Regions from separate parts of the Homo sapiens genome. Here region 2 is linked to region 1. A link is an interaction called in ENCODE POLR2A ChIA-PET data of the cell type or tissue named here. Cell type or tissue: GM12878. All regions are shown on one strand. Each heading gives the region's core, and the rest is flanking DNA. Links, peaks and the distances in the headings are about the cores only. Region 1 overlaps ARHGEF3 (Rho guanine nucleotide exchange factor 3). Region 2 has its middle 24 kb from the start of TASOR.

Region 1 (15,728 bases), core at 2,650-10,649:
TCTCTGCGGTCCCTGGCTCCACATCTGCCTTCTGAGGCAGAAAGGGCCAGATGCTCAGAGCTGGAGAACTTTAAAGAGTTCAACCTCCTTAAAAATTAGGAGAGTTGCCAGCAGCATCAAGTCTCTGTGGCCCTTATGGGAAGGCCAGCCATGGGCCCGGAGGATGTTTTCTCACATCAGGTTATGCATTTTTGGCAAGAATGCCACAGAAATAACGTGCCTATAATGCCACACCCATCCGCCGGTCTGGAAAATGGGGCTGGACATCCCTGGTTGGATGATGCCAACAAGGCACCCAGAGGTAGAAAAGGTCTCCTGGTCACACAACGAGGCACCCAGAGGTAGAAAAGATCTCCTGGTCACAGCCACGGGGTCCAGAGGACAGTCTCTGTGACTTTGGGGTTCCGGAGTCAGTCATTTCCTACTGACTTCTTGGAAACCTTTGGGTGGAATATATGTTCTGCATTTGTTTATCACTGTAAAAGGGATTCCCTCGCTTCCCCTTGGGTGGGGTTGGAGAAGGAGGAAAAGGATGCCACTGGAGTTCCATTCCTGCTTCTTTAAGGACATTTTCTGGGCTCTCTCAGAGCTTAGGAATAATCTGAATGCCTCTGCAGCAAGTGACAAAGTTCTTATCACTCTGGCCCAAAGAGTGCATTGATTCTTTGCAAAGGATCTAAGGATAAAATATGAGCCAACCTGTCTGGTCAGAGTGCAATACCCTACGACCTTGGGCCCAAAATATAACCTCTATAAGCTAGTTTCCTCTACTGTGAAGTGAAGATGACTCTCCTACCTTCTCACAGAGTTGTTGGGAGGATCACAGGAGACTAGGTGTATAATATGCTTGGCAGACACCCGCCTGTTAGTCCTCAGTAAATATCAGAGTATTGTCCTTATTTCTGTTGTCCTGGGAGAGGCATGGTCTCTCTGCCAGCCTGCGCCCCTGCCCTCTTCTATTCCCTGCAGCACTGGATTTTGCCTTGATCCTTCCAGGGACAAAGCTAGAGTTCCACGTCACCTGCCAGAATCATACCAATAACTGCTCTGGCCACTGAGGCTGCTACGAGACCATGTATTTTGATGCCATATTCCTGCCTTCCTTTTCTTCCTGTGGTTTTATCATCTGTTTAGTCAAGCTCTGGCTGGATACGGCAAAACTAGCGGTGGTCTGGCAGGATTCAAGGCTATATTGGAAGAAAGGAAAGCAGTAAAATCTCAAGATAAGGACCCAAGTCCTAATCTTGGGTCCTTATAGATGGGTCTTGAGGTTTGCATTATCCTCCCACCCGCCCACTGCCACCAACACTGCTGAATTATGGGCTAGAAGAGCTGGTCTCCAGTCTTGCCAGATCCCAATACTGTCTGGAATTAGGCAATGAGAGGAACTCTGGTCATTCAACCCATGTCGGATGTGCAAGGTGAAACTTCACAAAAATAATGTGTAACCAAGAAAGGACCACACAGAACCACAGAAAAGTCCTCTCTCTTTCTCATCCATCTGTCGTTCTTTGAAGCTCAGCATTATCTTGCTTCCCAGAAGAGGAAAAAGAAGTAGGGAGATGAAAAAGGGTGCTCAGATCTTAATCTCAGTGTCCCAAAGGAAGGACAGACTGTTCCAGCTGAATCTGGGATGATCAAACACATCTCAGGCAAGCAAAGCTGACAGTCAGGTCTGTCATCCGACTGAAAACTAGACAGGGACCAGGGATCCTAACTGGTTGCTGGGTAAAAACTACAGGGACGTCTGACCAAGGGCACTGGGTCTGCAGAAGAAAATGGATCCCCTTCTCTTGATGTCTAGTTGGTTTCCGTTTTTGACAAGAACAACGGTTTTGAGCAGACAGGCCTTGCAGAGATGTGACCTCCAGAAAGAAACACAAAATATGTTCAAGATGCTCCCTGGTTAACTCCCAGCTGTCCCTTCTAGCACAAATTATCCCTTCAAATGTTTGGTCCATGTGTGTCCTCAGGAGCACATGTCCACACTTAGAACCAGGGGACACAGCACCCGGGTGTTTTAGAGCACTCTGCTCCCAGCCGAAAACAGAATACATTGAAATCTGATTATTCAGAATGGAAAAAGCTACTAGTCAAACAACCACATGGGATTGATTAAATTGGAAATAAATTTTTAAAAATCTTAAACTTTCCTGTTTTTGGCTTTCAGCTGACATCTTACCACTCACTGAGCAAGGGTATGCAGATAAATAAGATACAAAGCATGCTGTTCAGGAAACTGTGAGGTAAGTAATCTATAATGGATTCATCTGGCATTTCTGTTGCCCCCACACCCCCCAAATGAGCAGATGAATAGCTTCAAAATGTTATTCTTTGGGAGGGGTGTATGTGCATGTGTGCACAACACAAAACTGATTTCATTTGTTGAGACACTTTCCATCCTGTAGTGCATTTTTAATGACAAGAATTTAAAAATACCCAGTAACAACGGATTTTTCCAAAGGTTCATAACAAACACTGGCTCTCAGTGCTGTACATCTGCAACCTTGAAACATAGTGATTACGTGTTATTTTGAACTCTCAGCAATTAATATGCAACCAGATGTATCATTATCTACAGTTTATTAAAATGCAGAAGCCTGTGAATATAAAAAAATGATGCAGCACACAACAAAGAAGGCAAGGAGCTCAGAGACTCAGCTCTGCTCCCAGCATCACTCTCAGCTAGTTTCAATTCCAAAGAGATAATGGGGAAAATGGGTAGACAGTGGCAACTGACTTAAAATGAAAGAATAAATACAAACCTGTGATTTGGTTGTTGGGTTTTGTTAAAAAAAAAAAAAAAGTTGGCTAGCCATTGTAGAGTCAGTGGTAAGGGATGTCAATAAAAGTTTCCAGAAAAGACAAGGACATTCTGGTGGTAAAATAAAAATGGTATTTATTCCTGAGGCAAAGGATGCCTGCAGCAGAGAGCAGCAAGGTTCTCAAGTGTTTTCCAATATGGGCCATCTACAGAGGGGAGGATTCCTTTGAAGACTGCTGGGAGTCTAAATTGGCAAAATAATTTCCTTGGTAAAGGTTTCCCAAGCACTGCCAGGTTGGGAAGGGCACAAGGATGAAGTGGAAGGTTCTTCTTTTACATGCCAGGCCCTCCTTCCCTCTGCCCCAACATTTGAGAGTCAAGCGAGGGGCGCCCCTGAGTTTGCAAAGCAGGACTGTGCAGAGGGCCACTTGACCCTGCAAAGCTTCGATCAATTGCGATTAAATAAATTATACCCTGCCAAGGCACTTGCCTACTCATAGACTCTAGCAATTTTCTAGAAACAGAGCAGTCATCCTACTACACCTGACGCAGGTGTGACTCTTGTGACTCTGAAGCACTATATAAACAATGAGGGAAGCCTAGGAAAGGAAAGGAGGCACTGAGAGCCATGGAGTCACAAACGCTCTCATCTATGCCATACAGCAACCCCGTTATCCTGTTTCATAGAGGAGGAAGCAGGTGTTCAGAGAAGTGAGATGACTTCCTCCAAGTCATACCCAGTAATTAACTGGCAGTGGTGAAATCTGAATTCAAATCTACCTGCCTTGAAAACTTTCCCCGCCACCCCGACACTGGCTTCCCAGGATATACAACTTCCTCTGATAATAATAATAATAATATAATAGCAATATACAGGAGGACTTTGTGCTAGGCTGTGCCAAAGTGCTTTCTGTGCATTATTTCCTTGACTTCTCTTAAGTTAGTGCTATTAATATACCCATTTCACAGTGTAGGCAACTGAGACTCAGAGGCGTTAAGGGCCTCGCCTGAAGTCACACAGTCCAAATTGAGCCCAAGGCTATTAACTCAGCAAGGCCTGGGTTCTTAATTAACCACAGCATTGTTAGTTTCCTAAACCAGGGAGGAACCCTGAAACGAATAGGCTGTAGAGGCAGAAAGGAAGTAGACACTGACGCAGGGTGTGGAGGAGGACAGAATGTTCATTTGGCATTCAAGCCCTATCACTCTGGAATCAGCAGCTCCTCTTGACTCCTCCCTCAGAATCTTAGTGAGCCCAGGTTCAAAGGTGTCCCGCTTATGTGCCCCCAGAAGATGCTGCCCTCTGCTAAGGGCACACTTGAGGACTGGGGGGTGGCGGGCATCCAGCATCAGGGAGCCTATTGGATGACCACTTCTCAGTATTCCCCCTCCATAGTCTGCCAAGCTCCCCAATGAAATTGCCTGCTTCTCCCCCTCCTCGTGGTTGACAGTCACTACCCGTATTGTCGTGTTGTTAATGACTTGGTCAAACTGAAGTAGAAGTTCCTTGAGGACAGAAAGCATGGCTTTTCTAAACCAGGGGGAACATGATACACAGAGCCAGGTCTCAATAAATATTTATGGACAATTAAAGAGCATTAGGGGTCATTTTTTAGTTGTCTAGCTCTTTACCAGCTCATATCCATCACACTATGGAGTTTCCCTACATTTCCAACAAAGGATCTATTTATAGTTAAAGCACCCTGCAAATGAATAGGGCATGAAGAGCTCAAAGCAACCTAATCCACCCTCATCTGCTTGCCTTGGGTCTGTGTCCGTGGTTGGCACTTGGCTAGGATTCTCAGATGATGCATGTCAGGTGGGAGCCGGCCTCAGGACAACTTGCTCCCTACTCCTCTGGCCAGGGTGCCTCTCTACCCAGAGCTCACACACCAACCCCTGTCTGAAAGTCATTCTGGGAACAACCAGAAAGCCACACTAGATTTTTTTGTTATTCTACCTGGCAGAAATGAATGTGAAGCTTGCCAGTATGCTTGGAACATCTTTTGTTTTAAAAATAATAATGCCCAATGCTAACTCTGATCTCTTTATTTCCTACAAAGGAAGGAGCTACCTCCTAGCAGATGCCTTGCTAAGTATAACCACCTATAGCTTCTACTCAACTGATCTACGTTCAAGATAGATGCTGCTGCTGCTGCTGCTGCTGCTGCTGCTGCTGCTGCTGCTGCTGCTAATGACCTATTAAGTACTTGTTTGGTGGAAGCCCTTTATATGCCTATTTCATCTTCACAATTCCCTTGCAAATTCCCAATTTTCAGATGAGGAAACTAGGGCTTAGAGGATGAGACACAAGTCCAAGATCTCTCAGCTCACAGGTGGCCAAGTGCGGATTCAAACTCAGTTCAGGCTGACTTCCAAATCCAAATTCTTAACCAGTACATTCTAGGGCTGACTCCAATTAAAGTGTAATCTCACCCAATCCTTCCCACCAGAGTGAAGGAAAAAAGGAACAGGATGGTTTGAATCATTTTAGCTGGCACTTTGGCATGTTCTTTGACGCTTTGAAAAGAAAAAGATTTATGTTCTGAGAACAGAAATCTACTTTTATTTTTTAAGTTGGCTAACGTAGCACAGATTCATTTCCTATAACACATTAAAGCCAATTTTTATCTACTTAGTATCTGAAATTTGGGTCCTATGCTAAATGTCCAAATTTCAAGTTTAGTTTGCAAGTGACTGTGTCAAACTTGGGAACTTATTGTAGAATTCTAATCCTAGAAAGCCCCTCAGAACATGCCTTGTTCACTGTTTCCAAACTCTCTGTATTGCCATGATAATTTTTTGCCATATGTACATATCACCTGAGCTATTATGTACTATTTCCTTAATTAGTCATTTTTTACTTAAAAACTTATTGTAAAAATAAACTCTATCACTGCCTTAAATGGAAAATCACTATCACCTGCCATAAACAGAAACTAACTTTAAAAAATGAACCCTGAGGCCTACACTTAGTTACACAGGGAAATTATCAAGTGATGGGGAGGTGTTAAAGACACACTAATTCCAAGTGGAAACTTGAAATAATCAGAAGGATCAGATAATTTAAAAGGGAAAGTGATTAAATTATTTTGTGATTTGTCTTTATAAGATTTGAGCTGCCCAAGTGGTATGAAACCCACCTTCTGGGAAACAATGAACTAATCCAGTCCTCTCATTCCAGAAACAGACTCTGAAATTCCAAGAAGCTAAGCCTACCTTTGCCCTGTCCCCAGCTACTTGGGAAGCTCTTATAAGAACCAGCTTAGAAATAAATGCTGCATTTAAGAGACTTCCGAAGCAAGCTCCTGTTCCTCGATGTTGGTGCCAGAATCAAGCTCACTCTTCTAGGCCTTTGGAACCTGGGCATAAAGCATTCAGAGACTAATAAGAGAATGCAACATGTCTTTTCTGATGCTCTCTCCTTCAAAGCTCTCAGATAAGTCACCACCAAACATCTGAGGAGGAAGGAGGTGGAGGTGACAGTTCATCATGCATCTGTGGCTTACACACAAGAAACCATCAGTTTTCCCTCTTCTAACAGCTTATTTCCTTCTTTACAGTGGTTTCTGACTCCTTCTGCAAGATCACACCCAGACATCCCCAACACAATCACCAGGATGGCTGAGAAAATGAACCAAGACTGCCAAAACCTAACATGATATTGATGAGCCACTTCCACCCCTCCCCAACCTGTGTGAAGTCAAAAATTAAAAATAGTCTTCCCCAGTGACCTTTAGTTATCTTCTCTGTATTTGCCTGGGGTCGTTCTTGAAATGCCTGCGTGACTTGCGATTATGAAATGTTAGTATGCCAACATAAGATAGCACACTTGAAATGGGAGCTTGCCCTGGCCTTGGGTTCAGAAAGCACCCACAGGGAAGACTTACCATTTTGCCCCCCTCGGCCATCTGGCCCAACTCCATCTCTTTCTGCCACTAGCTTGTTCCCTTTTTCTTTCTGTAGCGTCTTCCTCTAGGAAGACTCCACATTTCCAAATCTGACAGCCCATGGCAAGTCCAAAACATTCACCTTTCTTTTTTCCTTTTCACATTTTTTTTTCAAGGTTCTGACATAGGCTGTCAGCTTTATTTAATTCAATCAGGTTGCCAACTTCTAATGCTAATGGTATCTACAGAAAGAGTGCCCTCAGGAAATGCTGTATTTCTTCTTACTATTTATCACCTCTGCTGCAAACATTAGGTCTGCAGAGTTCAGAAAGACATCATTTTAAGATATGTCGTGGCCAGAAGTGGTGGCTTATGCCTGTAATCCCAGCACCTTGGGAGGCCGAGGTGGGAGGATTACTTGAACCCCGGAGTTCGAGACCAGTCTGGGCAACATAATGAGACCCTGACTCTAGAAAAATAAAACAATTGAAAGAAAATTAGCCAGGCATGGTGGCACACGCCTGTAGTCCTAGCTGTAGTCCTAGGACTACAGCTGTAGCTACTCTGGAGGCTGAGGTGGGTGGGAGGATCGCTTGAACCTGAGAGGTTAAGGCTGCAGTGAGCCATGATTGTGCCACTGCACTCCAGCCTAGGCAACAGAACAAGACCCTATTTCTAACACAAACCAACAAACGAAATACATCACCTATGTATACAGAAGTTTTTATCTATCCATTCCTTGTGGGCTTTTCGTTTTAACAGTGATCTCACATCAAATTTAAAGTAGGGCCTTGCAGTTGGAGATTACTCTGCACAGTGTTCTGGCTAACTTTAACGGGGTTCACTTAGAACACCCCCAGAGAGACAGTGCTGCTTATCACCTACCCAGAACCATGACTGGCTTAAGCCAACATTGTGGCACGCCAAGAGGTCAAGGCTGGGCAAGGAGGGACCAACATTTGGGCCCTGCCTCCTAATTTCTCTGAATCTCTTTTTCCTCAGTTGACAAACAAAAAGGACAGCTTCAGAAAAAAAGAAAAATGAAGAAAAAATGAAAAACTAAAAAAAGAAAACCTAAAAACAAACAAAATAGCAAAATTAAAAAAAAAAAAGGACAGTCCTTGCCTTGTCCAGCTCCCTCAGCTAATGCAAGGCTCAAAGGAGATAATGCATGTGAAAATAAGTGACTGCTGGCTGGGTGCGGTGGCTCACGCCTGTAATCCCAGCTACTTGGGAGGCTGAGGCAGGAGAATCGCTTGAACCCAGGAGGCAGAGGTTGCAGTGAGCCAAGATCTTGCTGCTGCACTCCAGACTGGACAAGAGTGAGACTCTGTCTCAAAAAAAAAAAAAAGAAAAGAAAAGAAAAGAAAAGAAAAGAAAATAACTGACTACTATCTGAACAAAGGGTGGCATTGCTCTAGATTTATTGAGCACAATGAAAAAGGAGGAAGGTGTCTTGATTGCAACATGCCTGTCCCCTCTTCTCTACATCCCATATGCACACATATAGGTTTAAATTGGTTATAATGAGTATATAATCATGCTCAACTTTTTTTCCTCTTTATTTGTTCCAGGAACACTAGGGTATTTCTGTTTGCTAGTGAGTAATGGCTGCAAATGATGTCACTGACCCCTGTGCCAGAGGCCATGGTCATGGAGCTATTGCTCTATTGTAGGACAGAGAGGTTGTTGGCTTTTCTGGCCAGTTAAATAGGAAAGGATGCTAGACTGGAACCAAACCATCAGACTTCAAGCTCCAGCTAGGCCATTCCCAGCTGTGTGATCTTGGGCAAATCATTGGACCTCTCTGACCCTTGGTATCTCGTCTTTAAAATGAGGACAATTATATACTCAAGTAAGTCAAAGAATATGAAAGTGCCTAAAACTGTAAAATGCACGAATACAAAGCATGGCTATTATTGCAAATAATGTCATTATGAACAACTTTGGAAACACAGCCTTTTCTCCACTAGAGCTAGAATACTACGCCCAAAGATCTGAACAATTTTTGTCTTTTAGTATGCACAGAAAGTGTGTTATTTTCTTTTTCTTATTTTTTTTTTTTAAATAGAGACAAGGTCTTGCTATGTTGCGCAGGCTGGTCCCAAACTCCTGGGCTCAAGCAATCTGCCTGCCTCAGCCTCCCAAAGTGCTATGATTACAGGCATGAGACACTGTGCCCCACCAATAAGTGTATTATTTTCCTGCAACATTCACGGCATTGGGTTTTTTTTTTTTTTTATTTTTATTTTTTTGAGACAGAGTTGCACTCTGTTGCCCAGGCGGCAGTGCAGTAGTGCGATCTCAGCTCACTGCTACCTCCGCCTCCCGAGTTCAAGCAATTCTCCTGCCTCAGTCTCCCAAGTAGCTGGGATTACAGGCTCCCGCCACCAGGCCCAGATAATTTTTTTTTTTTTTTTTGAGATGGAGTCTTGCTCTGTCGCCCAGGCTGGAGTGCAGTGGCGCAATCTCGGCTCACTGCAAGCTCCGCCTCCCGGGTTCACGCCATTCTCCTGCCTCAGCCTCCCGAGTAGCTGGGGCTACAGGTGCCCGCCACCGCGCCCGGCTAATTTTTTGTATTTTTAGTAGAAACGGGGTTTCACCGCGTTAGCCAGGATGGTCTCGATCTCCTGACCTCATGATCCGCTCGCCTCGGCTGCCCAAAGTGCTGGGATTACAGGCGTGAGCCACCGTGCCCAGCAATTTTTGTATTTTTAGTAGAGACTGGGTTTTACCATGTTGGCCAGGCTGGTCTTGAACTCCTAAGCTCAGGTGATCCGCCCGCCTCGGCTTCCCAAAGTGCTGGGATTACAGGTGTGAGTCACCATGCCCAGCTTGGTTTTATTATGTCTTAAAAATAGTTGCAACATCAGTTAGGTATAAAATAGCACCTTATTATTGCCTTTTTCATTTCTATAATTCCTACTAGAGTGAACATTTTAAATCTTTACTGTTCCTTGTGTATGAACTACCTTCTAGTATCTTTGGCTTATTTGTCAATGAATATCTTAGGGTATTTTTTAAATATCTGTATAAATTATTTATATGACAAAGATGTTAATCTTTAGTCTGTCATTTTTATTTCAAAAATCTTTTTCAATATATTAGTGTACTTCTCTTGTCTAAAGAAGCATATTAAGCCTAAAAGAAATCCTGTTTGTTGACATAGTATCATACAGTATCCTTGCACTTATTAATACTCAAGTTTTTCAGGCACACTAAAGATGTCCAGAAGAAATAAGCAAGGACAGGAAAGAGATAGGACAGTATGTCACATTTGGAAAAGTTAAGGGAACCAGGAATACCAGGCCAGGAGAAGGAAAACATCTGAGGGGAGAGAGGGAGAGGAGAGAATGCACATGAGTGTGGAGTGGGAGAGGTGCAGAGAGAGAGTGGTTTTCAAATACTTACAGGGATAACACATAAGAAAGTATTACTGGGCCAGGCATGGTGGCTCACGCCTGTAATCCTATCACTTTGGGAGGCCGAGGGGGGTGGATTATCTCAGGTCAGGAGTTCGAGACCAGCCTGGCCAACATGGTGAAACCCTGTTTCTACTAAAAATACAAAAATTAGCAGGGCGTGGTGGCGTGTGCCTGTAATCCCAGCTACTCGGGAGGCTCAGACAGGAGAACAGCTTGAACCCGGGAGGCAGAGGTTGCAATAAGCTGAGATCGCACCACTGCACTGTAGCCTGGGCAATAAGAGCGAGACTCTATCTCAAAAAAAAAAAAAAAAAAAAAAAAGAAAGTATTACTGAACATTGCTGCAGGAAGCAATGTTACAACTAAGAAAGGATTTTCTCATCATCTATACTGAACACAGACGGAGTACAGTCATCCTTCAGTATCCAAGGGTGATTGGTTCCAGAACCCTCTCAGATACCAAAATCTAAGGATGCTCAAGTCCATGATATAAAATGGCATACTGTTTGCCTATATCCTACACACATCCTCTTACACTTTAAATCATTTGTAGATTACTTAGAATATCCAATACAATGTAAGTGATAATCGTTGTTATCCTGTATTGTTTTTTATTTGTATTATTTAAATTGTTGTATTGTTATTTTTTATTGTTTTATTCCCTGATATTTTCTTTTTTTTTCTGAGACAGGGTCTCCCTATTTCACCCAGGCTAGGGTTGCAGTGGCACAATCTCAGCTCATTGCAGCCTCAAACTCCCTGGCTCCAGCAATTCTCCCACCTCAGCCTCCCAAGTAACTGGGACTACAGGTGTGTGTTACCACGCTTGGTGAATTCTTTGATTTTTTTTTTTTTTAGAGATGGGGTCTCGCTGTGTTGCCCAGAATGGTCTCAAACTCTTGGGCTCAAGCAATCCTGCTGCCTCTGCTTCCCAAAGTCCTGGGATCCAAATATTTTTGACCAATGGTTGGTTGAATCCGTGGATGTGGAACGAGTGGATACAGAGGGCCAACTGTATACAACCTGAAATGTTGTCCCTGGAGGTGTTAAGCAGAGATTGAATGGATCTGGCAGCAGATAAGAATTGGGCTACATGTTCTCAACAGGCCTTTCCCACTCTGAAGTTCTCTGATGCAATGACCCTGGGTCATTTCCTGGAGGCTGGATTTGTTTGCTTCATAAATCCTCAGAAAAAAAGAGCCTGTTTTGCTACTCCTTTCCTCCTCATCTTAAGAGCCAGAAAGAAGAAAAAAGTCTAGTGAACTTACCGTTAAGGTTTCTCATTCAGCTTCAATTAACTGAAATTTACTAACAATCAGGGCTACCTTCTCTCAAAAGGACACAATGGTCCAAACAGAAAGTCCGGGCACAAGTGTTTCTAGACTTAAAAAGAGCCACTCCTTTCCCAGCCAGTAGAAGGTTTGGAAACCTTTCCTGATTAACTTGTGACACAGTCTCTCTCTCTTTTTTTTTTTTGAAGATGGACTCTTGCTCTGTTGCTCAGACTGGAGTGGCGCTCGGCTCACTGCAATCTCTGCCTCCCAGGTTCAAGTGATTCTCCTGCCTCACCCTCCTGAGTAGCTTGGATTACAGGTGTGTGCCACCACGCCTGGCTAATTTTTGAATTTTTAGTAGAGATGGGGTTTCACCGTTGGTCAGGCTGGTCTTGAACCCCTGACCTCGTGATCCGACCACCTCAGCCTCCAAGTGCTAGGACTACAGGCGTGAGCCACCACACTGGGCATGACACAGCCTCTTCTAAACTAGTTATTGGTGTCAACTAATTAAAAAAAAAAAAAGGAAGGCAATAGAAACCACTGGCTTTCACTCCTGACAGTCCATGAGCCAACATAAGAATAAATGGCAACGCAGTCACGGCAATTTCCTCATTTTGTGTGACCTCTACCCATTATCAAGGCTGACAAATTATGGAAGGCAACTGCACACATACATGACAAAGTAGCCCTTCCAGATACACACATCATCAATAACAATTACATTTACACAGGGCTTTGCAAAATTAGGTTGTGATCAGTAATTTATTTTCTTTCAGTAGTTATGAAAACGGTGGCATCTGTCCAGGATTTTTACGGGCAATCACAGGGTGTCTCGAGAAAATGACACAATTTGCAAATATCCAGATGGTATTTGGGCCTTCCAGTGATTGGTTTACACAGAAGGCTTGTGGTTAATATAGATAAGCAAAATGACTAACAGAACTGACGGTGGCACCTCCACACAGCTAAGCATGCAGAATTCTGCCAAAGACCAGCTCCTTGGTCTTGAGAAACACAAAATGAAAATTACTAAAACCCTCCCAAATGGGGGCTTGCAAATCCCACTCCCGTGGGTTGCAGCCGTTCTATGAAGTGGGCTGCCAGAAGTATTGACTAATGGTGGGGTTTCCTACCCAGACACTCAGGAAAAAAATGGGCCTTTGAGCATCAGGCAATTTTTTGGGCAGGTGGGTTCATCCTTCACGTGTTATGAGGTGAGAAGACCAATGATTTAGTCACTTAGAGGCAATGTGATGTGGTTGGAAAAGTACAGACTTCAGGGTCAACTGGGATTTTAGTCTCATCTCCTTGACCCAGCATTAAAGCCATCCTGGGAAAGCCACTACCCTGTTCTGAGCCTGTTTCTTCTTCTACAAAACAGGGCATTAATACCAACCTCATAGGATTACTGTGATGATGAAAGGACTTACGGTAAAGCCCCTAATGCACTGCTGTGTGTAAAACAACATTCAGGAAATTAGGCTGGTGATCATCATGTTTCTTAAAACCATTTTAAGAATCTTTTTTTTTGAAATGTAAAGGTCTTAATAATAATGACATTTTTTGAGCACTTACGACATGCTAGGCACTATGGTTAGCGCTGTATATGAAACATCTCGTTTGACCCTCACTATGGTCCTAGGAGTTAGAGCTCTCATCATCTCCATTTTACCATTGAGGAAACAGGTTTGGAGAGGCACAGTAGCTTGTCCAAGGTCACATCAACTAGCAGGTGGTGGAGACAGCATTGAGACTCAGGCAGTCTTATTCTAGTCAATGCCCTTGAACAGCATTAAATGTACACATGTAAAGTCAACATATTTTCCTCTTCTGTTGCTAGTTCATGTGCATTCTTAAGGACCAAGATTCCCAAAATAATTTTCCAACTGAACAGCCTCGGAATGATGGCTCAATGACCATAACCAGATCCTATAGCAAGTGATGGCCTTTTTCTGGGTAGCTCCGTGTGGCTTCCCATCCAGCAAGATCTCTGAGGTCATATGATTCCTGGAGTCTATTTAATCATCTGAAGAAATTACAGGATTCTAACTGCAATAACTCCTTATGACTAGTTTCATGTGTGTTCAGGTATACTATCTGTTCAATACAATAAGATACAGATTCCAAGAAATGTATAGATTACTAGAAACCAGTAACCCTCTGGCTTTTCAGCTGGCATTCAAGAAGTACAGCCCGAGGTGCATACAATTTTAAAATGCACATGTTGACTGATAGAGGCATAAATCGTGGCAGGAGCATAGGGTTCACCTTGCCCTTTAGAAGTGGGCCTTAAAGGATACCTTCTCAGTTATGTAAGGTGCTCAAGGTTATACTTAAAAGATAATATTTTAAAGTATTTTGCATGTCTGTTAAGTTTTGTACTACCACCCCACCTTTTATCCCACAAAGGTAAACACCCTTAGGTGCTACAAGGGATGCTGATATTAAATGCTGGACGGAATCCATCAGGAAATTTGACATTGGATCTTGGCTTAGCTGCTGATTTTCTTTGCAGCTTTCTGCAAATCGCTTCCCCTCAGTGTCCTTATTCATAAAGTGGAGAGAACAGTACAAGCTTTATGTTAACCTTATTACAAGTGTGGGGTCTCAAGTGAGACACTAGACATGGTAGACATAGAAAAGGAGCAGAGCTCTGTCATTTCTAGGTGCATGTCATTATTCTCAGGGTCATGCAAGGCTACTGGCTAAGTCAAAATAAGAACCTATACTTTGGAGACCCAGGGCAGTATTCAGCTATTCATGAGATAGGCCTATGGTCTATGGCACTACAAATTTTTAAAACTGCTGAGAGTCAAAAGCAATGGCTACAAATACCATTAACTAAATCAGGCCTAATCTGACCAATATCTAAGATGGTAAATTTTAAAACTGAAAGTAAGTTGTCCACCAAGTTGTCAGATATATTCTTACAAAAATAACAGAAACACCTCTTTGTATTTTGATTAAAAATGAACTGGACCTAAAACTCTTAAAAGCTTCTCACAAGGCTCTAGCTTCCTTAGCCAATGTGTGCACCTTACCTGAGCTTGCTTCCTTTTCTTTACTTCGTTTTTTTTTTTTTTTTTTTTTAAGCCTTCTTTTTAAAAAGCAAACCTCACTACGGGGAAATATTGATTTTTAACTTACAATCAGGATAATTCATTAGAGGTAACACATTTTCTTTTAGTGATTTGATCAGGTGTTTAGCGCAGCTATGTAGACCAGTCCCTTTTGGCATGGGAAGTAGATGACCAATAAATACAAAAACAGATAAACTGAACAAAGCTGCATCAAAGATCAGAAGAAATAAACTTAATGCTCGTATCATATCACATTTTTCTGTGAAATTCTAGAGCCATGAACTAAGCTCCTTAGATTTCACAATTAATGATTACAGCCAGCAGGACCTCACTGATTATGGATATTAAAATTAAACATTTGCCAACCAATTCAAACCCCCATGTCATAAGAAATAGCAGATTAAGAGGCAGTATTATACTAACAGACATGCAATATTATAATCCCTGTAGAATATTTTCAAAAGCTTAAAATAGATCTTTTAAAGAAAATAAAAATACATTTTAAAAATATCATTTTTTGCTTTCACTGGAAACTACCACAAATAAAAAATTACAAATCACTTAAATCTTGAGTAGAAATTTTATTTGCTTTTAAGAGAATGCTTATTTTTGCATATTTTTTTACTCAGTGTACGGTATCAAATGCACATCAATGCCACTTGCCTGTTCCCCAGGAGCCTTTTCCTAAGTGATTTTCCCCAGTACACTTGCTGCAAGGATAGGAGTCAATGCTAGAAGGCACTTCCCAGTGCCATGCTGTGTGCACTGTCCTACCCAAGGCAAATTCGGAAGGAACAGCCATTACACACGGCCATTAAATGTTTAAAGGGCACAGGTGCTCTGTTGCAACGGCCTTTGAAGGTCAACAAGTCCTGTTTTCCTAGAAAGGCCTCTGGATAGATCTATTTTTCTTTTTATTATAACCACATTCTTTCCACAAAGAAAACAATCACTCTTAAAAAAATACTTTCAGAGGAATTAACAGTCAATGCCTAGCTTATAAACAATTATATAATCATGTTTTTCAAAAGGCTGACAAGCGAATGCTATTTTTTAATTTATGAATACTGACGACACCTACTGGTGGAAAATATATTTTAGTTAACTGCTTATGGAGAAGCTAGGCCTACAAGGGTTGGCTGCCTTTTGCGCTGATAAGGAAACCAGAAAACTACCCACTAAACTCACTTAGGTTTCTTTTTCCAATTTTGCCAATTTCCATTATCAGGAAGTGATATGCTCATCGATGAAGCTAAAAGATATCTCTGCCTCAAAGTGTATAAAGCATACTT
Region 2 (15,728 bases), core at 4,831-12,830, 83 kb before region 1:
AATTTGTATTTTTTGTAGAGATGGGATTGTGCAATATTGCCCAGGTTGGTCTGGAACTCCTGGGTTCAAGTGATCTGCCTACCTTGGCCTCCCAAAGTGCTGGGATTCCAGGTGTGAGCCACCATGCCCAGCCTGATAATAAGCAAAATTCCACTTCCCTAGTGCTACAGACTAAATTTTTATGTCCCACCCAAATTCATATGTTGAAACTCTTAGGATTTCACCATCCTTGATAATTGTCAGATAAAGAAGTAGGACCTTTGGGAGGTAACTAGGTCATGAGGGTGGAGCCCTCATGCATGGGATTAGCGTCTTTATAAAACAGACTTCAGAGAGCCCCTTTACCCCTTTAGCCATGTGAGGACGCAGTGGAAAGATGGCTGTCCACGAATGAGGGAGTGGTTCCTCACCAGACACTGGATCTGCCAGTGCCTTGATGTCAAACTTCCCACCCTCTAGAACTGTGAGAAATAAGTGTTTGTTGTTTATAAGCCACCAGCAATATGGTACTCTGTTACAGCAGCCCAAACTGACTAAGACATCTATTTCTTACCTGAAGGAGTTTGAAGTGGGGTCAAATGCAAGTTTTACATTCTTTTAAATGTAAAAGCCTGGGCGCAGAGGCTCATGCCTGTAATCCCAGCATTTTGGGAGGCTGAGGCAGGCGGCCATCACGAGGTCAGGAGTTCGAGACCAGCCTGACCAACATGGTGAAATCCCTGTCTCTACTAAAAATACAAAAATTAGCCGGAAGTGGTGGTGTGTGCCTGTAATCCCAGCTACCTAGGAGGCTGAGGCAGAAGAATTGGTTGAACCTGGGAGGCGGAGGTTGCAGTGAACCGAGATCACGCCACTGCACTCCAGCCTGGGCAACAGAGTGAGACTCCGTCTCAATTAAAAAAAAAAAAAAGACAAAATAGCATACAATTCTGTCTCAAAGCCTCAAGTACCTTTAACTACAGTCTGTCTACAATAACCTAAGACATTCAAAAGACAGGAGAATGCTCATACCCTCATGCTGGGACACTGATAATCTGGAGCTTACTACATTGACATCACTGGCACCCACTTACTAAACACATGCAATTACTTAGCAATTAGTTCTTGAACAATTTGTGTTTGCTAAGAACTATATCTGACCCAGGGAATAAAACATAAGACACAGTTCCTGCTTGTAAATACACTAGCAAAAGAGAAGAAGACTATCTTGTAGAGACTAGCTGAGTCAGTGAATGTCAGAGATGAAGAGGAAGGGCAATGGCATGAGTGGAATTCCAGGTAGAGAAACGGTGAGAGAAAAAAAGAACAAAGATACCAATGTGAGAAACAAAAAGGTTTCTGCAGCAGGGAAGCACAGTTGGCTGTTGTGGTATACAGGATGAGGCGGCAAGTGGAGAGGCGGGCTGGTCTGAAGGCTCTAGCTGAATCACAGAACATATGCCACATTAAGGGATTTGGATTTAATCCTGATGCAAAATATAAGAAGTTAAGGATTTTAGGTAGAAGCTGACCCAATCAGTCGTGCATTTTAGACAGATCATTCTGGGTTTCTTTGTTGTTTTTAACTTTTCATTTCTTTCTCTCTTTCCTTTTTTCTTTCTCTTCCTGTCCTTTCTTTCTCCTTCCTTCCTTCTCCTTCCTTCCTTCATTCCTTCTCCTTCCTTCCTTCCTTCCTTCTTTCTTCCTTTCTTTCTTAGGGTCTCACTCGGTCACCCAGGCTGGAGTGCAGTGGCACAATCACAGATCACTGCAGCCGAAACTTCCAGGGCCCAAGCTATCCTCCTACCTCAGCTCCCCGAGTAGCTGGGACCACAGGTGTGTGCCACCACACCCAGCTAATTTTCTTATTTTTTGCAGAGACGGGAGTCTACCTGTGTTATCAGGCTGGTTTCGAACCCCTGGGCTCAAGCAGTCCTCCCACCTTGGCAACCCAAAGTGCTTGATTACAGGTGTGAGCATTCTGGTTCTCGTTATAGAAGGTGGATTTTAGGTGGATTGGAGTCAACAAAACTACTTAGGACATTGTTGCAAAAATCTAGGTAAGGATGGCTTAGAACTTCTCCATCCTTGGTCATTGTCAGCCTAGATACAAACTGAGGTTGCACTACAGTGTGAGAGAATTTCAAAGAAGCAGGAAAGAAGTAGAGATGGGTTTTACTAAAGTACTAGTAATCACAGTTACTAAAGGATGCTGTTGTTTTTCCCCCACTCCCCACCACATTCTTTTTTTAACATGTCAGTAATTTATAACTTTCTGAAAGGACCAAATAATAAACCATAAAATGATGATGCCAGGTGTTTTGTTACGTGTTTTTGTTGTTGTTGTTGTTGTTGTTTTGAGATGGAGTCTCACTCTGTTGCCAGGCTGAAGTGCAGTGGCTCGATCTTGGCTCACTGAACCTCCGCTTGCCAGGTTCAAGCGATTCTCCTGCCTCAACCTCCCAAGTAGCTGGGATTACAGGCACGCGCCACCATGCCCAGCTAATTTTTTTGTATTTTTAGTAGAGATGGGGTTTCACCATGTTGACCAGAATGGCCTCAATCTCCTGACCTCGTGATCCGCCCGCCTTGGCCTCCCAAGTGCTGGGATTACAGGCATGAGCCACCATGCCAAGGTGTTTTAATTGTTTTTGGTGTTTTGTTTTGTTTTGTTGTTTTGTTTTGTTTTTGAGACTCTGTCTCTCAGGCTGGAGTGTAGTGGCAAGATCTAGGCTCACTGAAACCTCTGGCCCCTGGGCTTAAGCAACCCTCCCACCTCAGCCTCCCAGGTAGCTGGAACTATGCAGGTGAGTACCACTGCACCCAGCTAATTTTTGTATTTTCTGTAGAGATGGGGTTTCACTCTGTGGCCCAGGCTGATCTTGAACTCCTGAGCTCAAGCAATTCACCCAGCTTGGCCTCCCAAAGTGCTAGAATTACAGGTGTTTTAAAATAAGCCAAATAAAGGATATAAACACTTCCAATTCATAATTCAGATGTAGAGGACCTTACAATAGTTAACAATTTTCAAGCTAAAAATCACATCATCTATAAAACATTATAAGTGTTTTCCTTATTGAAATGGTTTAGCGGAAGGCCGTAGGGCTTGAAATGGAGTGACGGAACACAAACATGTAAGAACAGATAAGAAGAGTGGATGGTTAGTTTAGGAAGGTTTTCCCTTTCCATTCCAAGACTAGATTCTGGCAATATCTGGTATGTCAAACTAAGATATGTAACATTTAAATACACAATATTATTTTTATTGTGAAAATAGTTTAAATATGTTTAGAATATAAAATTTGGGCTGGGCATGGTGGCTCACACCTGTAATCCCAGGACTTGGGAGGCTGAGGCGGGCGGATCACCTGAGGTCAGGAGTTCAAGACCAGCCTGGCCAACATGGTGAAACCTTGTCTCCACTGAAAATACAAAAATATAGCCAGGCATCATGTGCGTGCCTGTAATCCCTTGAACCCGGGAGGCGGAGGTTGTAGTGAGCTGAGATCTTGCCACTGCACTCCACACTGGGCAACAAAGTGATATTCCATCTCAAAAAAAAAAAAATTGTGCCAGACGCTTGCAGAACGCCTGAGACACCTCCATGAAATTCTAACAATGCATACTAAATGCTTTATAATCCTTCTGTTGAAAACCAGACATTCAAGAGCATACAGCTTAATTCCAGCAGAGGGCAGCAAAACTTCACTAAGCAGTTTTCAAAACCCTAGCAGCTTTTCTGTATTACCTAATAATATTTTTAAAATATTCCCCCAGAAGAGTTCTGTAGTTCCACAACTACAATCTCATAGTATTTGTGGAATTACAGTATTACCATACTTATATTTAGGCAGGACAGAATTCTTCCCAGAGTTCAAAGACTGCGGAAGGCTCTTAGATGGATAGGACCTGGGGCAATGCCAAGAGGGAATAAAGACGAGCCACAATGTCTTACTGGGGTCATCTGCCTGGTGGTTTTCCAACTCTTTTACAAAGAGTCATGATTTAAGGTACAATGGGATTCTTTTAAAAAATATGTTGTCACTGCAGGTATGGTGGCCCATGCCTGTAGTCCCAGGCACTGGGGAGGCTGAGGTGGGAGGATCACCTAAGCCCAGGAGTTAAGAGTCCTGCCTGGGCAACATAGTGAGGCTGCATCTATAAAAGCACGCATATATATGTATATGTGTGTGTGTGTGTGTGTGTGCATATATATGCACACACACACACAAAATATATATACACACACACATACTCACATATTTTATAGTTGTTTATATAAGCATGTGTATATATATTTATAATAACAGTTACAACATATATATGTTGTAACTATGGGTCTGAGTTTTCTCATCTGTAAAACTGAGATAATAATTGCACCAGCAGGGCGCAGAGGCTCACACCTGTAATCCTGGCACTTTGGGAGGCTGAGGTGGGTGGATCACGAGGTCAGGAGTTCGAGACCAGCCTGGCCAATATGGTGAACCCCCATCTCTACTAAAAAATAAAAAAAATTAGCTGGGCGGGGTGGCAGGCACCTGTAGTCCCAGCTACTCGGGAGGCTGAGGCAGGAGAATTGCTGGAACCAGTGAGGTGGAGGTTGCAGTGAGCAGAGATCGCCGCACTGTACTCCAGCCTGGGCAACAGAGCAAGACTCCATGTTGAGAAAAAAAATGGCACCTAGGCCAGCCACCTGCAGTGGCTCACACCTGCAATCTTGGCGCTTTGGGAGGCCAAAGGGGGAGAATCCTTTGAGGTCAGGAGTTGAAGACCAACCTGGGCAACAAAGCAAGACCCCACCTCTACAAAAAAATTAAAAACTAGCTGGGCATGGAGGTGCATGCCTGTAGTTCTAGCTACTCGGGAGGCTGAGGCAGGAGGATTGCTTGAGCCCAGGAGTTCAAGGCTAGAGTGAGCTATGATCACGTCACTGTACCACACACTGTATAATAGGGCAAGACAGTGTCTCAAAACAAAATAATAATGATTGCACCTACATCTTAAGAGGTTGTTGCACAGATTAAGCGTAATGTAAAATGACTGGAACACTGTTAGGTGTGGTTTTTGTTGTTGTTGTTGTTGTTTTGTTTTTTTGTTTTTGTTTTTTTTTGAGATGGAGTCTCGCTCTGTCGCCTAGGCTGGAGTGCAGTGGTGTGATCTCGGCTCACTGCAAGCTCCGCCTTCTCGGTTCATGCCATTCTCCTGCCTCAGCCTCCCGAGTAGCTGGGACTACAGGCACCCGCCACCACACCTGGCTAATTTTTTGTATTTTTAGTAGAGATGGGGTTTCATCGTGTTAGCCAGGATGTTCTCGATCTCCTGACCTCGTGATCCGCCCACCTCGGCCTCCCAAAGTGCTGGGATTACAGCTGTGAGCCACCGCGCCCAGTCACTGTTAGCTGTTTTTTAAAAAAATTGTAAAATACATATAACAGAAAATTTACCATCTCAACCTTTTTTTTTTTTTTTTTTTTTTTTTTTTCAGATGGAGTCTCACTCTGTCGCCCAGGCTCCTAGGCTGGAGTGCAGTGGTGCAGTCTAGGCTCACTGCAACCTCTGCCTCCCGGGTTCAAGTGATTCTCTGGCTGGCTAATTTTTGTATTTTTTACAGAGGCATGTTCACCATGTTGGCCAGGCTGGTCTCAAACTCCTGAGCTCAGGTGATATGTCCACCTTGGCCTCCCAAAGTGCTGGAATTACAGGCGTGAGGCACTGCACCTGGCCTCAACCATTTTAAGTGTACAGTCTACATAAGCAGAATATATATGGGAGAAAAAAGCATACAGTCCAATAGTGTTAAGCATATTCACACTGTTGTACAAATAATCTCCTATCCCCTTTTCATATTGCAAAACTGAAACTCTATACCAATTAAAGAACAGCTCGCCATTTCCCTCTCCCCGCAGTACTTGCTAACCATCACTCTACTTCCTGTCTTTATAAATTTGACTACTCTAAGTACCTCATAGAAATGGAATCATATAGTATTTGTCTTTTTGTGATTGGCTTGTTTCACTTAGCATAACATCCTCAAGGTTCATCTATGTTTTATCATATGTCAGGATTTCTTTTTAAGGCCGAATAATATTCCATTGTATGTACACAGAGCTGTTACATTTTAAAACAGAAATTTAAAAAATGACTTTGAGACTCCTGCTTCCAATTATACTGATCCCCCCATAAACAACTAGAAAACTGGCCAAAATACTCTAAACAACTATATTCAGAAATCAGACAATAGGCAGTGTGGATTGTAATCCCTAAAAGAAAGGAAACAAAAAGGTAAACCCTAAAACCACACCGGAATTTTGTCTGAAGGCAATTTCCAGGTTGTGGATGCGGGGAGGGGAATGCAAGTGAAGCTGAGCAATCTCTCCGAGATTTGGGGAGCAGAAGGTAACTGAAAGTTGCCAGGCAAAATTCTAGAGAATTGGAAGCTTTGTAGAAAAAGAGTTTCAGAAGACCGCATAGGAAGTCCCCTTGACTATGCATGTGTGGAGTAAAACCTTCATGAGGCTGAGAAAATAAAGACTTGGAATTGTAAACTGAATTACACTCAGTGTTCAAACTGAGTGGGGAGAAGTGAGAACTTCAATTAGCCAAGGTCCTGAATAACCAATGGAAAGTCTTCAATAATTAACTGAGCCATGTGACAAATATTCAGGGGGATCATGCTTAGACGGAATAATCCTGGAGTAAAGGCTAATCTATATCTGCCATAGCAAAAATTAAAATAGGCCTTAAAAGTATCAAACTGGGCTGGGTGTGGTGGCTCACGCCTGTAATCCCAGCACTTTGGGAGGCCGAGGCAGGCGGATTACCTGAGGTTAGGAGTTCAAGACCAGCCTGACCAACATGGTGAAACCCTGTCTCTACTAAAAATACAAAAATTAGCTGGGTGTAGTGGCACATGCCAGTAATCCCAGTTATTCGGGAGGCTGAGGCAGGAGAATTGCTTGAGCCCGGGAGACAGAAGTTGCAGTGAGCCAAGATCGTGCCACTGCACTCCAGCCTGGCTGACAGAGTGAGACTCTGCCTCAAAAAAAAAAAAAAAAAAAAAAGAAGGTATCAAAATAATCTATAATTAGCTTACCTGCCTGCCATAACAAAGCCTGATCTTCTCTTCCTCTCTTCTCTTCTCTTCCTTTGTTTCCAGCTATGATTGCACCACTGGAGTATGGTGGTGCAATCATGGCCCACTGCAGCCTCGACCTCCTGTGCTCAAGTGATCCTCCTGGCCTCCCAAAGTGCTGGGATTATAGGCATAAACCACCACGGCTGGACTAATATTCTTCTTCTTTTTTATCAAGGTGCTCAACAAAAGTAAACTGGCCTAATATCCTTAAAATAACAACAACAGCAACAAAATTCAGATGCTTACAATGTCCAGCATCCAATAAAATATTACTAAACATGCCAAGAAGCCAGAAAGTGCTAGCTTATAACCAAGAGAAAATCAATCAATGAAAACAGACAAAAATGATACGGATGCTGGAACTAGCAGATAGAAATATTAAAATAACTATTATTACAGTGTAAACACAGTTAAGTGAAAATATGAACATCATAAGCAAAGAAATGAAACTACAAAAGAGTAACACATGGAATATCCAAAGATTAAAATATAGTATCAGAATGAAAATGGAAGTTTCTCTGGAGGTATTAAGATTAGAAACTGCTAAAACATAAATAGTAAACTTGAGAACCTGGCAATAGAATCTGTTTTTAAAAATGAAGCACAAATGTTAAAAATATTTTTTAACCAAATGAACAGAGCCTCACTGACTTCTGGAAAAATATGGAGTGGTCTAACATATTCATAATTGGAGTCTCATAAGGAAGGATACTACAAAAAAACTATTTTAATAAATATTGGCTTATAGTTTTCAAATTTTATGGAAATCACAGACACAGAAACCCAAGACATTCATTGAATGCCAAGTAGGATAAACATTCTCACACATACAAACCTCACCAAGGCATGTCATAATTAAAATCACTAAAAAACCAATGATTAAGATACAATCTTAAATGCAGGCTCCTCTCAACCCCAAATACACATTACATACAGAAGAACAAAGATAAGAATTATTCACAGGCTTCTGGTAGAAACTGCAAACCAGAAGACAATGAAGTAATATCTTTAAAGTGCTCAGAGAAAAAAATATTGTAGATTAAAATTCTATTTTCAGTGAAAATACTGTTTAAAAATTAAAACAAGATTAAAGATTTTTCAAACAAAAGCCGAGAAGTTTATTGTTAGTATATATCTCCAATATAAAAAATGTTCAAAGAAAGTTCTTCAGGCTGAAATAAAATAATACCAAATGGAAACTTTTTTCTATACAAATGAAATAAGAGTACTAGAAAGGTAAATATAGCCGGGGGCGGTGGCTCATACCTGTAATCCCAGCACTTTGGGAGGCCAAGGTGGGTGGATCACCTGAGGTCAGGAGTTTGAGACCAGCCTGACCAACATGGAGAAACCCTGTCTCTACTAAAAATACAAAATTAGCCGGGCGTGGTGGCACATGCCAGTAATCCCAGCTACTCGGGAAGCTGAGGCAGGAGAATCACTTGAACCTGTGAGGTGGAGGTTGCAGTGAGCCGAGATGGCGCCATTGCACTTCGGCTTGGGCAACAAGAGTGAAACTCCATCTCAAAAAAAAAAAAAAAAAAGAAAAGGTAAATATTGGCACAGATATAACAATTTTTTCTAATTGTTTTATTTCTTTAAAAGATAAATATGTCTATCTATCTCTATTATGTTAAAATAATAATAAAATTTGGAGCTTAAAACATGAGAAGACACATGTGTAACAACACTACCACAGAGAAGGGGGTGAAGGAAATGGAAGTATATTGGTGTAAGATTCTACGTTATACATGAAAGGTATGATACTATTATTATTATTATTATTATTTTTGAGACGGAGTCTCACTCGGTTGCCCAGGCTGGAGTGCAGTGGCGCGATCTCAGCTCACTGCAACCTCTGCCTCCTGGGTTCAAGCAGTTCCCTGCCTCCTGGGTTCAAGCAGTTCCCTGCCTCAGCCTCCGGAGTAGCTGGGATTACAGGTGCCTGCCACCACTTCCGGCTAATGTTTGTATTTTTAGAAGAGACGGGGTTTCACCATATTGTCCAGGTTGCTCTTAAACTCTGGACCTCATGATCCACCCGCCTTGGCCTCCCAAAGTGCTGGCATCACAGGCATAAACTACCGCGCGTGGCCGGTATGATATTATTTGAAGGTAGATGGTGATAATTTAAAGAACAAACACTAAACAAACAAACAAAAAACCAAAAAAGACCAAAGAGAATAACTACTAAAGGGGAGACAAATACAGTATTAGAAAATATTTAATCTGGTCAGGTGCTGTGGCTCACGCCTGTAATCCCAGCACTTTGGGAGGCCGAGGCGGGCAGATCACTTGAGGTCAGGAGTTCGAGACCAGCTGGGCAACATGGCGAAACCCTGTCTCTACTAAAAATATAAAAAATAGCCGGGCGTGGTGGCACGTGCCTGTAATCCCAGCTACTTGGGAGGCAGAGGCATGAGAATTGCTTGAACCCGGGAGGCAGAGGTTCCCTTGCCACTGCACTCCAGCCTGGGTGACAGAACGAGACTTTGTCTCAAAAAAAAAAAAAAAAAAGTAATTAATCCAAAAAAAGTTGGTAAAGAGAGAAAGTGGAATCTAAAACAAATGGAACATACAGAAAACAACTAACAAGATGGCAGACTTAAAATGAATTATATTATTAATTACATTAAACATAAAGGGTATAAAGCTTCCAATTGAAAGAGACTGTCAGGCTAGATTAGAAAAAAAAAAAGCAAGAGGCTGGGCGTGGTGGCTCATGCCTGTAATCCCAGCACTTTGGGAGGCTAAGGTGGGTGGATCACAAGGTCAGGAGACTGAGACCATCCTGGCCAACACGGTGAAACCCTGTCTCTACTAAAAATACAAAAATTAGCTGGGCCTGGTGGCATGTGCCTGTAATCCCAGCAACTCGGAGGCTGAGGCAGGAGAATCTCTTGAGCCAGGGAGTCAGAGGTTGCAGTGAACCAAGATCATGCCACTACACTCCAGCCTGGCGACAGAGCAAGACTCTGTCGCAAAAAAAAAAAAAAAAAAAAAAAAAAAGCAAGACTCATATATATGCTGTCCACAATAAATCTATTTAAATATATATTAGTCCGGGCGTGGTGGCTCAAGCCTGTAATCCCAGCACTTTGGGAGGCCAAGGCAGGCAGATCACTTGAGGTCGGGAGTTCGAGACCAGCCTGGCCAACATGGTAAAACCCCATCTCTACTAAAAATACAAAAAATTAGCTGAGCATGGTGGCAGGTGCCTGTAATCCCAGTTATTTGGGAGGCTGAGGCAGGAGAATCGCTTGAACCCAGGAGGTGGAAGTTGCAGTGAGCTGAGATTGGGCCATTGCACTCCAGCTGGGGTGATAGAGTGAGACTCTGTCTCAAAAAAAAAAGTATACACACACACACACACACACACACACACAGATTAAAATATATAAGATGACAAAATATATACCATATATGCTACAAGTCAAAAGAAAGCTAGAGTGGTTATGCCAATATAAAGAGACTTTATAATGAGGAGTATTACTAGAGCTAAGGGAGAAACATTTCATAACCATGAAGGGGTAATTTCATCAAGAAGATAAAACAGTCCTGAATGTGTTGGTATCCAATAACAAATCTTCAAAATACATATCCCAAAACTGATAGAATTTAAAGGAGAAATAGACAAATCCAAACTTACAGTTGGAAATTTTAGTACTTCTCTAATTAATATAAAAGGTAGACAGAAAATCAAGGCCAGGTGTGGTGGCTCACACCTGTAATCCTAGCTTTTTGGGAGGCTGAGAAAGGAGTTGGAGACCAGCCTGGACAATATAGTGAGACCCTGTCTGAAAAAGCAAACAAATGGCTGGGCTCGGTGGCTCACACCTGTAATCTCAGCACTTTAGGAGGCCGAGGTGGGGGGATCACCTGAGGTCAGGAGTTCAAGACCAGCCTGGCCAACATGGTGAAACCCTGTCTCTATAAAAATACAAAAATTAGCTGGGCGTGATGGTGGGTGCCTGTAATCCCAGCTGCTTGGGAGGCTGAGGCAGGAGAATCACTTGAACCTGGGAGGCAGAGGTTGCAGTGAGCCGAGATCACACCATTGCACTCCAGCCTAGGCGACAGAGTGAGACTCTGTCTCAAAAAAAACAAAAACAAAAACAAACAAACAAAAAAACACCAAGAAATTAGCCAGGCATGGTTCCAGTATTTGCCATTCCTTTTCCACATTGTACCTGGGTCATCTTTTCACTGACATTTTAATTGAGATAACTGCAAAGTTGTAATAAATAATACAAAGAGATCCTGTGAACCCTTTACCTTCTTCCCCCCAGTGGTAACCATTTTTCAGAACTACAGTAGAGCATCACAAGCAGAATACTGACATTGATAAAATCTGACAATCTTATTTAGATGTCCACATTTGAACTTGCACACATTTGTCTGTGTATAACAATGCTGGATTTAAAAAAAAAAAAATCTTACAGGTCCCTGGGGACTCTGCTCATATATATATATATATATATATATATATATATTTAACTGTATTTTATCTTTTTTTTTTTTTTGAGACAGGGTCTCACTCTGTCACCAGGACTGAAGTGTAGTGGCATGATCTTGGCTCACTGCAACGTCTGCCTCCTGGGCTCAAGTGATCCTCCCACCTCAGCCTCCCCAGTAGCTGGAACTACAGGCAGGTGCCACCACACCCAGCAATTTTTTTTTTATATGTTTTTGTAGAGACAGGGTTTTGCCATGTTGCCCAGGCTGATCTTGAACTCCTGAGCTTAAGCAATGCATCCACCTCGGCCTCCCAAAGTTCTGGGATTACAGCGTGAGCCACCTCACCCATCATTATTTGTTAATATTTAAGTGTGTTTTATGGTTCAGATAAATTCTATTTATCTGTCTTCGAATTCCCTGATTCTTTTGTCTGTCATCTTCACTTTACTATAGAGCCCATTCAAAGAAGTATTTTAAAATTTTTCTGCGCTTGTATTTTTAAGTTCTATATTTTCCATTCAGTACATTTTAATATAAGATCTATTTATTTGCTGAGACTTCCTGAAGAGAACTTGTAATGACTTTTGAAGCATTTTTATGATAGCTGGTTTAGAATCCTGTCAGATAATGCCAGTATTTGACTTATTTTTTTGTTGGCATCAATTGATGATCTTTTCTCATTCAAGTTGTAATTTTCCTGGTTTTTGGCATGATGGGTGATTTTTTATTATATTCTAGACATTTTTCTATTACATTAGGAGCATATTACTTAAATCTTTTAACTGGCAGTTACCTTGTTTAGGTTTAGTGTGCAGGTCCTGGGCTAATTTTATGGGCTGTGGTTCCAATGACATTTTTCAGAGCGCTTTCAGTGTTATTTTGGTCTGCTTGGTTTATCTGATGCTGCTGAGGCTCCCACTGGTCCTTATTGGTGCTGCTGGAGGGAACAGAGGTTCCCCAGGCTAGACCACCAGGTGTCTCTCAGTTGGGGAGATGAGACTCAGAGCCTTGAGGATGAAGATGTCTCCCTGGCTGGGTGCTTGGCAGGATCCCCTTTGCTTGTGAGGGACAAAGACTGCTTCCTGGGCCCGGTGCTTGCTGTGGTGGGACCTTGCCATCTCTGGGTGGGGGAGAGGAGTCTCAGGCCAATGGGAACACAGAGGCTTCCTGGGCTGAGCCACTTGTGGCAGGGTCCCTCTTGCAGGTACCACCTGGTTATCTTGGTATCTCTCAGTGGGGAAGGAGACTATTTCCCATGGCACTTGTTAGCAGGACTCCCAACCAATCCCCATCTCTGGTGGTGCTGGCCTCACCTGGTGGTATTGGAAGGCTCCTGTTGGATCTGGGAAAATGAGCCTACCAGGGCTGTCTTCTATTGCTGCTTCAAGAAATGCTGGGCCTGGGTCAGTGTCTTCTGTTGGGTGGAGAGTAAGATACCCTGCCACTGTGTTGTTTCTCTAGTTCCAGGGTCTCAAACCAGTTTGCCTTCCTATTCTTAGCCTTCAGAATTCTTCTTTGGTCGCCTTTTGAGTTATTTCTAGGGTTTATAGTTGTACTTAGTGAAGAGGAACAGGGAGGAATGAGTCTACATCATCTTATCTGGACCAGAAGTTTGGTTTATTTTTATTTTTTATTTTTTTTTAGAGACACAGCCTCGCTCTGTTGCCCAGGCTAGAGTGCAGTGGCATGATCCTAGCTCATCGCAGCCTCAAACTCGTAACCTCAAGTGATTCTCCCACTTCAGCCTCCCGAATAGCTGAAACTAATAGGCATGCACTACCATGTGTGGCTAATGTATCATTTTAAGTAGAGATGAGATCTCATAACTTTGCCCAGGCTGGTCTAGAACTCCTAGCCTCAAGTGATCCTTCCACCTCAGCCTCCCAAAGTACTGGGATTGTAGCCATGAGCCACCATGCCCAGTCCTGGTTTATTTTTATTTATTTTATTTTTTGAGACGGAGTCTCGCTTTGTCGCCCAGGCTGGAGTGCAACAGCACGATCTTGGTTCACTGCAACCTCCGCCTCTCAGGTTCAAGCAATTCTCCTGCCTCAGCCTCCTGAGAAACTGGGACTACAAGTGCACGCCGCCACGCCAGCTAATTTTTTGTATTTTAGTAGAGACCGGGTTTCACTAGGTTGCCCAGGCTGGTTGTGAACTCCTGAGGTCAGGCAATTCACCTTCCTCGGCCTCCCAAAGTGCTGGGATTACAGGCATGAGCCACCGAGCTCAGCCTATTTTTATTCATTTTTAATTGTAGTTTAAAAAACCCACATAAAAATTAGCTAGGCGTGGGGGCACATGCCTGTAGTCCCAACTACTCAGGCGGCTGAGGCAGGAGAATAGCTTGAACCCAGGAGGCAGAGGTTGCAGTGAGCCGAGATCGCACCACTGCACTCCAGCCTGGGCGACAGAGTGAGACTCCATCTCAAAAGAAATAAGTAAAAACCCCACATAATATTTACCACCTTAACTGGCTTCAAGTGTACAGTAGTGTTAAATATATTCACATTATTGTACAATAAAGCTCCAGAACTTTCTTATTTTGCAAAGCTAAAACTCTTATCTCCATTAAACAAAAACTCCTTATGTTCTCCTCCACCCAGCCCCTGGCAACCACCATTCTATTTTGTTTTTATGAATTTTATTACTTTAGATACATCATGTAAGTGGAATCATACAGTGTTTGTCTTTTTGTGACTGGCTTATCTCACCTAGCATAATGTCCTCAAGGCTCAACCATGCTGTAGCATGTATCATAATTTTCTTCCTTTTTAAAGCTGACTAATATTCTGTTTTGTGTATTTACTATAGTTTGTTTATCCATTAATCCATTGATACTAGGGTTGCTTCCATGTCTTGGCCATTGTGAATAATGTTGAAACAAACACTGGTGTGCAAATATCTTTTCAAGATCCTGCTTTCAATTCTTTTGGGTGTATACCCAGCATTGGGCTTGCTGAATCACATGGTAATTCTGTTTTTCGTTTTTTGAGGAACTGCCGTACTGCTTTCCATAGCAGTGGCACCATTTTACATTCCCACTGAAGTACAATTTTTCCACATCTTTGCTAACTTATTATCTGTTTTTTTACAGTAGCCACTGATGGGTGTGAGATAATATCATTGTAGTTTTTATTTGCATTTCCCTGATGATTAGTGATGTTGAACAATTTTTCTTATGCTATTTGCCATGGTTAGTCTTTTTAACTTTAGATTTATAATAGCTGAGTAGGTGAGTAGTGGTATCTCATGGCATTAATTTGCATTAACCTAATGACTAGTAATGTTGAGTATCTTTTCATATGCTTATTTGCCATCCATATATCTTCTTTGGTCAGTGTCTAAATCTTCTGCCCATTTTAAAATTGGGTTGTTTTCTTATCGTTGAATTTTAAAGATTTTTTTCTTTTTTTTTCTTTCTTTTTTTTTTTTTGAGACAGAGTCTCACTCTGTCACCCAGCCTGGAGTGCAGTGGTGCAATCTTCACTCACTGCAACCTCTGCTTCCCGGGCTCAAGTGATTCTCCTGCCTCAGCCTCGCGAATAGCTGGGATTATAGGCACCTGCCACCATGCTCTGCTAATTTTTGTAGTATTAGTAGAGACCAGGTTTCACCACGTTGGCCAGGCTGGTCTCAAACTCCTGATCTCAAATGATCCACTTTCCTCAGCCTCCCAAAGTGCTGGAATTACAGGTGTGAGTCACCACACCTGGCTGAATTTTGAGATTTCTTTATTCTGGATTCAGGTTCTCTGTCAGAGATGTGATTTGCAAATATTTTCTACCACTCTGTGGCTTGTCTTTTCAGTGTTTTAATCCATATCTTGAAGAACAGAAATTCTTAATTTTAATGATGTCTTAGTTATCAATTATTTTCTTTTATGGATTATAATTTGTGGGTCCCATTTAAGAAATCTTTGCCTAACCCAAGGTCACAAATATTGTCTCCTGATTTCCTCTAGAGGTTGTATAGTTTTTGGTTTTACATTTATGTCTATGATCCATTTATTTTTGTATAAGATGTAATGTAAAGGCCTAAATTATTGGGTTTTGTTGCATAGAAATATCCAATTGTTCTAACAATATGTATTGAAAGGATTATCCTTTATCACTGAATTCACTTTGCAACCCTGTTGAAAATCAATTGACCATAT

The links. Peaks named below come from ENCODE experiments on the same cell type or tissue, not always from the same donor. Only the 100,000 strongest peaks of a DNase experiment are listed, where the experiment ranks them.
Region 2: POLR2A ChIA-PET joins it to region 1 with 6 read pairs; 18 of 35 experiments call an interaction of 5 or more read pairs at or near these places.

Annotation. Positions count from the first base shown.
Region 1 is chr3:56,784,113-56,799,840 of GRCh38, forward strand. All of the region lies in intron 1 of ARHGEF3 (Rho guanine nucleotide exchange factor 3), which reads right to left. Among named protein-coding and RNA genes, the nearest start is that of ARHGEF3, 10 kb to the right of the region's middle. RefSeq lists enhancers at 1-91, 15,423-15,472. In GM12878, for the core only: no CTCF peak of the experiment used is centred there; no DNase peak of the experiment used is centred there; H3K4me3 peaks cover 651 bases; H3K27ac peaks cover 396 bases.
Region 2 is chr3:56,699,021-56,714,748 of GRCh38, forward strand. No RefSeq gene overlaps it. Among named protein-coding and RNA genes, the nearest start is that of TASOR, 24 kb to the left of the region's middle. In GM12878, for the core only: a CTCF peak has its summit at 12,547 (motif pointing right); no DNase peak of the experiment used is centred there.